Regions from separate parts of the Homo sapiens genome. Here region 2 is linked to region 1. The links are chromatin loops, found by intact Hi-C in ENCODE. Cell type or tissue: sigmoid colon. All regions are shown on one strand. Links, peaks and the distances in the headings refer to the core of each region. The heading gives the core; the rest is flanking DNA.

Region 1 (5,386 bases), core at 387-5,386:
AAATTTGGATTTTCTTGGGAGTACTTATTTTATTTATGGTGGTAAATAAAGCCCTCAAGGAAGGTTATTAATTTATCTGTCCTATTTAGTATATTAAATTATACTACTTCATATTCTAGTGGCCTGAAAAAGTTAATTTACCACTTGAATGGCATAAATGATGAATACTTACACCAAGTCCTGGAATTTTCCAATGCTCAACAAACATTTAGTACTTTTTGTTTAGGTCTCGCTTTTTTTTTTTTTTATTAGTATCTACGAAAAAGGAAAACAAAATTGTAGCATTCTGTTGGGGCTAACAGGACAGCTGTTGGCTAGGCTAAATGCCATCTTGGAGTAAGAGATACTTTAACTTAGGGCACTGGTGCTGAGAGATGGAGAGAATATCAGAAAAGAAAAATGCAGGGTGGAAGTGTTGAGAGGGAGGGAGATGATGTCAAAATCCATTGGCTTCCAGTGTTTCTGCTCTTTTTAGCTGGGGTGCAGTAACCTTCCATCTTACAACTTTGGGTTTCTTTAAACTTCATGCCTGCCCTCTCTACCAATGTTTTATGAGCTGTCATGTGGGACTAGAATGGGATTCTGAAAATTAAGAGCTGATTTTTATTCCACCGGATATATCAGTTGCCTGGGGCAGTAAAATAATTTAGTTTTGAAATGAAATGTTATTCGTGGGAGACAAGTGCACAACAATTTACTTAACTTAAACAGTAGGATGAGGAGGAAGAGGCAGACACCCAAACTACATTTCATATGTAAAATAAGGCTTACATGACTTTTGGATGCTATAGAAATAAAATTTCTGTACTGAGGGGCATAATTATCCACATAAATCTTATATGAGGAACACAGACCAGTACAAAAGCAGCTGTATCTTTTGGTTATCTTGGAGGCAATATATAACCACATAAGGTAAAATTGGATGCTGCTTGCTTTCTCTAAAAGCTGTGAGGATGTCTTTCTGTTCCAGAAATTGCTTAATGCAAGTAAATGAAAATATACTGAATACATGAGTAAATTCATAAACAGAAATACAAATGAAATTTCTAAAGTAGGTCCTGGTGAGCCCCAATTTTATGAATTATTAGAAGACAATGCACCCAGAAACTAAGACACTAGCTTGAAGACTTTTTTCATTTCTTTTCTTTTTTTTTTTTTTTTTTTTTGTTGCTGATGTTGTTGTTGTTGTTGTCGTTGTTTTGAAACAGTGTCTCACTCTTGCGCCTTGGCTGGAGTGAAGTGGCTCGATCTAGGCTCATTGAAGGCTCCATCTCCCAAGCTTAAGCGATCCTCCCCACCTCAGCCTCAGGGAATGGATGGGACTGCAGGTGCACACCACCATACCCGGCTATTAATTTACTTTTGTATTTTTTGTAGAGACGAGGTTTCGCTATGGCTTCAAGACTTTAAAAGGCAACAATGACTCTTTTGAAATTGCCTGCATTATCAAATGCCTGAAGTCAACCACAATGAATGGTGAGTCTGGTTTCTCCATGACACTAGCAATCCTCTGAAATAAAGGAAGTTAGAATTCCAGAACACGTTTGGGTCTCTGACTCTTCCTCGGTGGCTTCCAGGAGTTTAGGTCAGCCTGCAGGCCCGACCGGAACCCCCGACACCCCTCCACGCGGATTCTTTACATCTCCCTCCCTACCTTGTTTACGCCCTAGGGGGTAGGGAAATGAACAGTCAGTCAGGTGAGACCCAGCAGGGGGAGTGGTGAGCTGGTCCGAGGGCAGCCCGAATATGTCCCTGGGTGTGGGTATGGGTGTGGGGCAATTTGGGTGGGAGCAGCGTGGAGGCTCCCAGGACCAAGTCCTGCGCCTCTTTGGCGGGGTGTGTGCAGGAGGAGGGGGGATAAATAGGAGGCTCCCTCCTCCCGGCGACATTCACGGAGCCGGCCGGCCTCCCGCCCTGGGTGTTTCCCTGCCTTGTAGCCAGGGTGCCAGCCTGGGAAGTAGTTTCGTTTCCTTCTGCCTCCGGGATTAGTTTCCAGGCACCCTCTCAGGCGCCCGAGGCCCGGGAAGGGGGCGAAGAAGGAGGGAGACTTGTCTAGGGGCTGCCCGGCCCGGCAGAGCGGGGTTGATGGACCGGGCCGCCCGGTGCAGCGGCGCCAGCTCCCTGCCACTGCTCCTGGCCCTTGCCCTGGGTAAGTGGCCGTGCTGGGCACTGGAAACCAGGAGGAAAGTCTGGGGCTGGAGTCGCGGGGAGGGCGAACCCTGAACCGAGCTGGCATCTGGACAAGAGGGCGCGCTGGGGCTGGCAGGCGCGGGTTGGAGAACTTTGAAGGCTGGGAGAGCGCGAGGTTAAAGATCTGGCAATTGGGCACCTGGGGCTGCACCTGCTGGAGGCAGTCCCTAGACGCGTGAGAAGGCCCGAGGGCGGAAGCGATTCCGAGGTCCTCGCTGCCAGTGCTGCGAGCAGGCCGCCAGCTGCTGACTTGTGCGCACAGCAGAGGGCCTGGCGGCGCCGGCGGGCTGTCCACCGGGGTGAGGCGCTGTGCTCGCAAGTGAGGGTCGGGGGGTGGGGGCAGGGGCGAGCAGGGAAACCCACTAAAGAAGCTCACGTGGTAGTATAGACCAAGAAGCATATCCTGCAGGAGGCAGAAGAACGGGAACTCTTTGACTGAAGGTGTGATCACCTGGCGTTAGGGAAGAGTGCCAGCGGGAGGAGGAGTAGCAGGATGCCTAGAGCCCTCCAGAGGGTCTCTCCTGCCTCCTTAGGAGTCAGAACTCACAAAGCAGAGCTGGAACTTCAGATGTGGCTGGAAGCAGGCTTCCCCTTCCCCTCCACCGAGGGAAGGTAGTGAGAAGGCTTCTAAGTAGGAAAAAATCCCAACTCTTCAAAGCTTGCTCTCTGCATCATGGTCATTTTGCGGGGCAGAGAAGGGAAGGGAAACCAGTAACATTTTCTAATCTTAGCTGGGCTGTAGACACATCTGGGTTTGGAGCATTTATGTGGTAGGAGGAGAGTCTCCACAGCTGAAGTGTCACCACGATATCACTCCTACCTTCAAGCCTGGGAAGGGGACACCACAAATGAAAAAGAATGGGAATTCCTCTTATTGAGGAAAGAGAGGGGGAGCCTAAATGAAAACTTTCATTTGACTGTGTCCTTGGAGTAAGAGAGGTGGCTAAAAAGGTACAGTGAACTTGCTTGGAGGTGGATCAGACTTAGGACCAAGGTTAGAGAAAATAAACTTATTTAACAAACGCTGAAGAGGAAGGAGTCAGTAACAATTTAGTGGTAGAGTGAATGTGTACATTCATGAAGAAGAGCAATGGGGTTGAGACTTAACCCTAGAAATAGTACTGATGCTTTTGCCAGCATTGCTTGCAAGTAGCTGACATTCTCTTCCTCCACCGTGTCTAAACTATCCAACAGTCAAAGTATTCCCTGAGAATCTGTCGTAGTCAGCAAGGTGCTGAGGTATGTAGCAATGGAGGTGGGGAAAGGGCTCATGAGATTCCTAAAATAAAACATGATTCCTGCCCTAGAACTTGCACTGAATTTGGATATGCAAGCCCAGCAGGGTAACCTGTGGAAAAATTCACGGAATCAGAAAAGGGAGAAAGAGCTCAACAGCGGGGGCTGGAATAGTGGGGAAAGGCTGAATGGAGGACACGAATGCGTGCCTTGAGGCTTGGGTAGAGTTTGCAATAGTAGAGAGGAAAGAGGGAACAGAGACAAGGGAAAAAGCATTTAGTAAAGGGTTGGCGATGCGAATGAGCATGCTTTACTGGAAAGAGTAGAATTTCTGAGAGGCAGACAGATTATGAAGAACTGAAAAAGCCAGATTAGAATATTTGGAACAGAATCAATAAGCTATTAAACACACACCATCACAGGGCTTGACTGGGAGTGATATGATGCAAACAATGGTTTAAAGGTGATAAATCTGTCAGTGAGGTGCAGTATAGGAAGGGGGGGCGCCTGTGGGCCAGAGGACCTGATTGTCTCGTAGGTATAATCTGGGCATGAGCTACTTGGGGCCTAAATTAGGGTGATGTTTTAGCAGAGGTGTCATAGTAGAAATGACTATTGAAAGTCGATGGACATTCTTTCCCCTTTACTATCACAAAACTTGTCAAAAGACAGAAATGAAAATCAAAAAGCAAAACTCGAATCCAGTGCTATTGTACACTCAGGGTAACCTAAATGTACAACCGCCCTGTTAAATGATTGGCTTGGGAAATTGAATTTGGTCTCTAGATCCCCTTAAAGCTCTATTTCTTGCAAAATGCTAAGGAACGTAATTTGTTGGCATCGCTGTTTCCATTAAGTGGCCCTATTTCTGTCATACACACTTTACTTTTAAGTCCCCTTCCTAAATTATGTCACATGTTGTTCTATTTACTTTTTGAAAAGAATGTGAGCAATAAGATGCATGAGACACTAGTGTTTGTGTGTGTGTGTGTGTGTGTGTGTGTGTGTGTGTGTGAGATGGTGGAAATGCGATGAGAGTGGGCATTGAGCAGACATGAGCCCTGGTTCCAGCTCTACCACTTCATGACTCCGAGATGTCTGTAAGTTACAACTTTCTGGGCATTGTTTTTCTAATTTGTAAAATGAAGAGGTTTCATTAGATGGTGATGCCCTTTCCATGTCACATTCTTTTCAAAAAGTAAACAAAATAACATGTGATTTAAATTAGAAATGGCTTATGTCTATTACAAATGTAGATGCTCCTTAAATACATCTGGCATTTAGTAGATGCATCTTTACAGGATAATTTCCATTCTAACATATGCAAATTAGGTACTACTTTCTTTGAGAAATTTTATAAAGACAGAAGTGGGGTTGGAGATATAAAAAGAAGGTATACCATAAGCAGATTATATGGTACAAATACATTTAATATAAATATAAATTACACGTTTATGTGTTATCGATATTCTTTATATGCATTAATTTGGTTTAATTTTCTAAAACTGTTTAAAGGCATTTTCTAAGTCAGTAGAAATCCTGAGCCATTTAATCTTACTTTCTCAAAAAATGAGATTTTCCAAAATGGGCTCGTATTTCTCTACTGTATTTTCTTTTTCTTTTTCTTTTTCTTTTTTCTTTTTTTGAGACAGTCTCACTCTTTCGCTCAGGCTCAGTTACAGTGGCATGATCTCAGCTCACTGCAACCTCCGCCTCCAGGGCTCAAGTGACTCTCCTGTCTCAGCCTCTCGAGTAGCTGGGACAACAGGCACTCGCCACCACGCCCAGCTAATTATTGTATTTTTTGAAGAGACGGGGTTTTGGCATGTTGGCCAGGCTGGTCTTAAACTCCTGGTCTCAAGAGATCGTAGCAGATAAATATTTGTTGCTGAATTAGGTAGGGAGAGATAGGACATTCAAGTGCAGAATGTCCTGTCTAGGGAGAGATAGGACACTCCAG
Region 2 (5,386 bases), core at 60-5,059, 100 kb after region 1:
AATTGCCAATATCTGACTACCTTTGATCTACAAAAATGGTAATTTCATATGTTTTAACCAAAGTATTATGTAGTTTTCAGATGAAACAGACATAGAATTTGAATTCTGTGCTCTTCACTTATCAGAGATATGACTTTGGAAGACTTATTTAACTTCCCCAAATTGCCGTCTCCTTACCTATACAATGAAGAATAGTAACTTCTCTCTTCTCAGAATTGGTACAAGAATGGCGAGTATTATATAAAATATTTAGCAGGAAATAAAAGTTCTTAATAATCTATAACTGAGTTTTTATTGCTGTTTATTATATCATTATCAAGAAGGTGTAGATCAGGGAACCCCTTTCATAAGATTTTATGAGGTCTGGCCTTGCTGGGGGCAATTTACCTGCCTCTGTGTATATAGATTTCCCTAGGATTCTCCTTACCATATTTCCTTATTGACAGATCCCATATATGGGAACAGTTAGCTCCAGTCCAGGAGACCTGTATTCTCAGAGAAATCTAAAATTGATATGCTTTGGCTGGGATGGTAGTAGTGAGTATATGTAAATAAGATGGGTGACCTCTACCATCTGAAGCAAAACACAGGATATTGAGAAATAGTTTTAGAATTGACTAATTAGGTCATGATATCTCACCTCAAACTGATTTTTTTTTTTCTATTTCCCATCTAGTGGGTTAGGCCTCTTTTCTATAAACTCTCCTTTCTGTTCAACTAAATACTGGAACATACATTTATTGTCAGTCAATTTATTTGCACTCAGGAGCAGAAACTGTTAAACTGCCAATAACAGCTAGTGATACATCCTGTCTCCTTCAATCTAAGGCAGCTGTATTCTAGATTAAATATAAAATTGATCTGACTTAGCTGGGGCGATGGTGATGGGTATACATAATGAAGAACTGTGGTCTTCTAAGATGGAGAGAAGAATCCAGAGCTTAGAATTCTTAATGCTAAGTATAATGGAAATAAAGCATGCTCATTTAAAAGCTATAGGCTTTAAAATATTGGGAGAAAACATTATTTTATTTAGCAAAATACATTCTAACATCTTCGGGTTGTGAAACTTGATGTTCTTATAAGAAAAACACTGCAAATTGAAGTGTTGAGGTGGCTGGCAGCCATGAAAGGAAGGAAGATAGTGAAAGAGAAATAGAGAAATGAACAAGGAGCTAATAAAGCTAATGAAGTCTAGGCTTTGGGGCACCTCATTTGCATGAGCCCCTCCCAAGGCCCTGTATCTAATATTATATTTATAATTTTGTACTTGTTTGTCTTTTAAAAGGCCCCAGAATAGCACAAGCATCAGACCCTTAGGAAACAGTGAAACATGAAGGAAGAGAAAGAGGAGGAGGAGGAGTTGTTTCTAGTTGTGGGAATGCAGGAGAAAATTTTAAGAACCAGGAGAATTAATGTGGATTTTAGGCTGATTGCCTTGCTGCACTGAGATATAACTTCCTTTTGTAGTCACACTTTGGGTGACTATTTTAGGAAGTTTAAGAAGCAGGGAAATGTCCACTGTGAATGGGCACAGTGAGGGAAAGGGCCAGGGTGAACAAGACCTGGGATACCAGAGGTGGAGGTAAAAAATTTGGCAGGAGATGCATGGCAAAAAACCACCATAATCTCCCTTTGCCCTCCAATCTTTGGAGACACTGGACTTTCCATTATACATACTAAGGAGATATTTTTTCCTTTGTTTATATGTTAAAAAAGGCAATTCTCACAGGGTGAAGTGCTTGGCAGCCATGTGCATCCCTGACACTGGGATACGTCTTTAAATACAATGTAGGAGTATTTACTAATGCTCACATTTGGTTTAATCACAGGAATAGTCCTGGGAAGGGGGTAATGGTTAAATAAGCTGAGCCTTGATGGGTTGAGAACATTCATGGTGCTTATCTATTAAATCGGGAAGGTAAGTAGCCTGGTGTATATGGGAATTAACAAAACAAGACATAAGCTGGATATATAAAAGGTGAGGACAATTCGTCAAGAGTTTCATATCAGGCAGAAATAAAGAGCCCTGGATTTTTCTGCAAAAGAAACCAATGTTTACAAGGAAGCTTTACCTGACACCTCCTCTCCAAATTCTGCCCCCTGCAGAATTAATTACACCTTCTGCTCTTAGATTACACTGGGGATAAATGTCTGTTACTGGGCTCATTTGTTAGTATTATCATCAGCTGTTTATGTTAAGGCCTCCCTTTTGGAGCAGGAAAGAACAATACAGATAGTTACTGAAGGAATGCACTGCATGTTGTAAACACTGAAAAACATCTTAAGGATGGATGACTAGCATTTGCCTACTGTGTCTTTGGAGTCTCTTAGGTACTCCAACTCTTGTGAAGCTCCTACTATCTCTCGCTATATGTAGTTTGTGAGTGCCCAAAAAAGTAATTGTTTCACGTGGCGAGTGGTAAGATGTGGATGTAAAATGCTTCCAAAATTGCTCACAAATTTTCTTCTATTTTTGATGGAGAGGTGCTCCAGACACTCCTTTTCAAATACTCATATTTCATAAGTGTTAGTAGATTAATGCCTAAAAACTCATTTTATAATAATTCTTGGTGAAATCTTTTCTCTGTGGAAAAGCTTTGTCCACAGCTGATTTCCAAGTTTCTTCTTCCTCCTCTTGGCTCTCTGAAGTTCTGCCTTCTCTGGTCAGACATTTCCCTGGAAGGGAGGCAGATTTGCTGGCATTCCTCTGAGGACAGAGATGGATGAAGTGTGTGGGTTTGTTGATGTTCATTTGGTATTTTTAGCCCATGGTTAACAAAAGTAGAAACAGCCACGGGGTTTGCTTTTATTGCTCATGAAGTTCCCATCTCTCCCGTGAAAGTTCTTTTCTTCAGGAGAATCCATTTTAATTGGCTGCTACAGCAGCTGCTCCTGGCCCCACGACCGGGTTTGCTGCCTGAATCCTGGCATCTGGTGCAGTGGGCCTCACTGTTGCCAGGAGCCTTCCTAGTCCTTAAAAGGTTTGGTGTGTAGTCTATTGTAAGACTCAGCCTTAAAGACTACAATTATAAGTAATTTAGTTAAATGTGTTTCTAAAGGATGTGGATTTTTGTCCATCTTGGGAAGTCCCTGCCACAGGACTTTTTAGGATCAGAGTGTAGTATAGAAAGAACATTAGCTTCCAGCTGCCAGGTCCATCCCTACCCTCATCCAAATAATAAATGGCTGCAATATTGTTTTAAAGTTTCCTTGCTTAAAATAAAGAAAAAAATGAATATGCAGTCATCCCTTCATATCTGTGGGTTCTGCATGGATTCAACCAACCATGGATGGAAAATATTGACCATAAAATAGATGGTTGAGTCTGTACTAAACATGTACAGAATTTTTCTTGCCATTATTCCCTAAATAATATGCTGTAACAACTCTTTATGTAGCATTTACATTGTAGTAGGTATTATAGGTAATCTAGAGATGCTTTAAAGTGTGTGAGAGGATGTGTGTAGGTTATACACAAATACTACACTACTTTACATAAAGGACTTGAACATCTGTAGATTTTGGTATCCTTGGGGAGTCCTGCAGCAAATCCTTAGTGAATACCAATGAACAAATGGTATGTATCTCTACTCTATGTCTAAATAAAGAAGGTGTATGTGTTCATGAGAGTGTGCTTGTGTATGTATGCATGCACATGTAACATATATGTAGCATATATATGTATATGTCCAGTTCCACTTGGGTACTTATGCTGGGCTTTCATTCTTACACTCCTACAATTTATTTAGGTATCGAGGGCCCCAACCTTTGTTTTGCTTCATGTTTCATGTGCTGTTGAAAACAGGATGATGGTATCCATATAGGGTAGTTTGAATAAACTTCAACAAAGTCTTGGGTTCTGCTGGATAATGCACAGGCATCATGTAGGCAACTGACCAGGGCAGGCTCATACCACAAGGCAAGGAGAAAACAGGTTTCGTTCTTTCCTGAGGAACCAGAAGTCTGCAGGTGCTTGGTCTCCACAGATCTCATGTCCTGAGCTGCCAGCAGGGGGGCTTCCTGGTGCTGCCTCTGCTCCTCTCCAAATGATTCCCTTACATCTCCCCTACCACCCAGGCATCTCTCCTGTCCTCACTAAGGCAACAGGGCTTCAGGGTTAAGAGGACAGAGAGGGCAAGGTGGATTGGTCCTTTCCCTTGTCATAGCATAATCTCTGAGTTTCCTAAAGACCTTCCCTTTTGATTACCAAAAGAGTCTTAGCATAAACCTACACATTCCTCCCTTCTTCCATACACAGACTCTTTCTTCTTATTTTTGCTCCAACGTGCAATTTTAGGCACTGTGAATGCCTTCAACAGGGAAGTGGAAAGGTCACACACATAGAAGTGAGAAAAGAAAAAGCACAAGAGTTCATAAATCAGGCTAGGTGGTAAATACATTTAAATATGTGTGCAGTGTTGATATGAAAACCCAGGAATTATTTCATAAAATGAGCTTGGAAAGGAATTCACTTTTTAACAATTTGCTGAGTTCCATTTGTGGCCATACAGAAGATCGGAGACTCTGAACAACTCTCTTGCTGGAAACTATAGTGGAATCATATAAAAAGTAATCTTTTAAAATATATCATGGAGCTAAAAAGTAAGTAAGAGATACAGAATATGAGGCCTGGTCTGAAGATGTTTCTGTTGAGAGGATTTGCATTTACTTGAATTGACTAATAGAACATAAACTCCACAAGGGCATAAATTTTGTCTGTTTTTTTACTTCTCTATCCATTTTACCTAGAGCAGATAGTAGGCAATAGTAGGCACGTAAGTAGGCAATCAAAATTATTACTAAATCTATTAGAAAAAAATTCCCAGAAGGTGCAAATTTTCAGTGTTGCAATAAAAGATTATAGACATGCCAGGAAGAAGGCTGGAATGATCCATATAGTGATGGATTAGAGTTGGAGGGGTTGATATGAACTTTTGTTTAGATTAATATTGATCCAGGTGGATACATATAGAAATATTTGTAGATATGTGAATATACATGGGTTAGTATACATGCATATATTACCTTGATGTCTGAACTGAGAGGGTCTTGAAGCAACAACAACACAGTAACAATGAGCATACTCAGTATCCAGATTTTGGTTTCTTCATTCTTCAGTAAAATAAACCAGGGATCCTTGGAGAAATGGCTGATACTAGGACTGGGGCAGAAAATACAAATATACAAGATGAGTCTGGAGCATCTTGTAATGCCAGAAACTAAAAAAGTGCTAAAAAAAAACTCACAAAGATAAGGATATGTCAAAAGGACATAGAAGGCAACTGAAAGAGTTCCCCATGATCAAATCTGGATACTTTGAGCAACAAAATAAAGTAGTATTGGCTTATAACTCAGAGTACAAAATACATATCCGTGAGTCCAT

The links. Peaks named below come from ENCODE experiments on the same cell type or tissue, not always from the same donor. Only the 100,000 strongest peaks of a DNase experiment are listed, where the experiment ranks them.
Region 2: a loop joins it to region 1, with 6 times the contacts of the local background. A loop is called at or near these places in 9 of 110 quality-filtered maps.

Annotation. Positions count from the first base shown.
Region 1 is chr4:74,791,025-74,796,410 of GRCh38, reverse strand. It overlaps BTC (betacellulin), which reads left to right and starts at 1,888. Exons shown (of 6, transcript NM_001729.4): 1 at 1,888-2,149. The coding sequence starts at 2,086. In sigmoid colon, for the core only: CTCF peaks have their summits at 1,685 and 2,503; DNase peaks (open chromatin) are centred at 1,790 and 2,340; H3K4me3 peaks cover 2,751 bases; H3K27ac peaks cover 623 bases.
Region 2 is chr4:74,690,614-74,695,999 of GRCh38, reverse strand. No RefSeq gene overlaps it. Among named protein-coding and RNA genes, the nearest start is that of BTC, 100 kb to the left of the region's middle. In sigmoid colon, for the core only: no CTCF peak of the experiment used is centred there; a DNase peak (open chromatin) is centred at 2,919.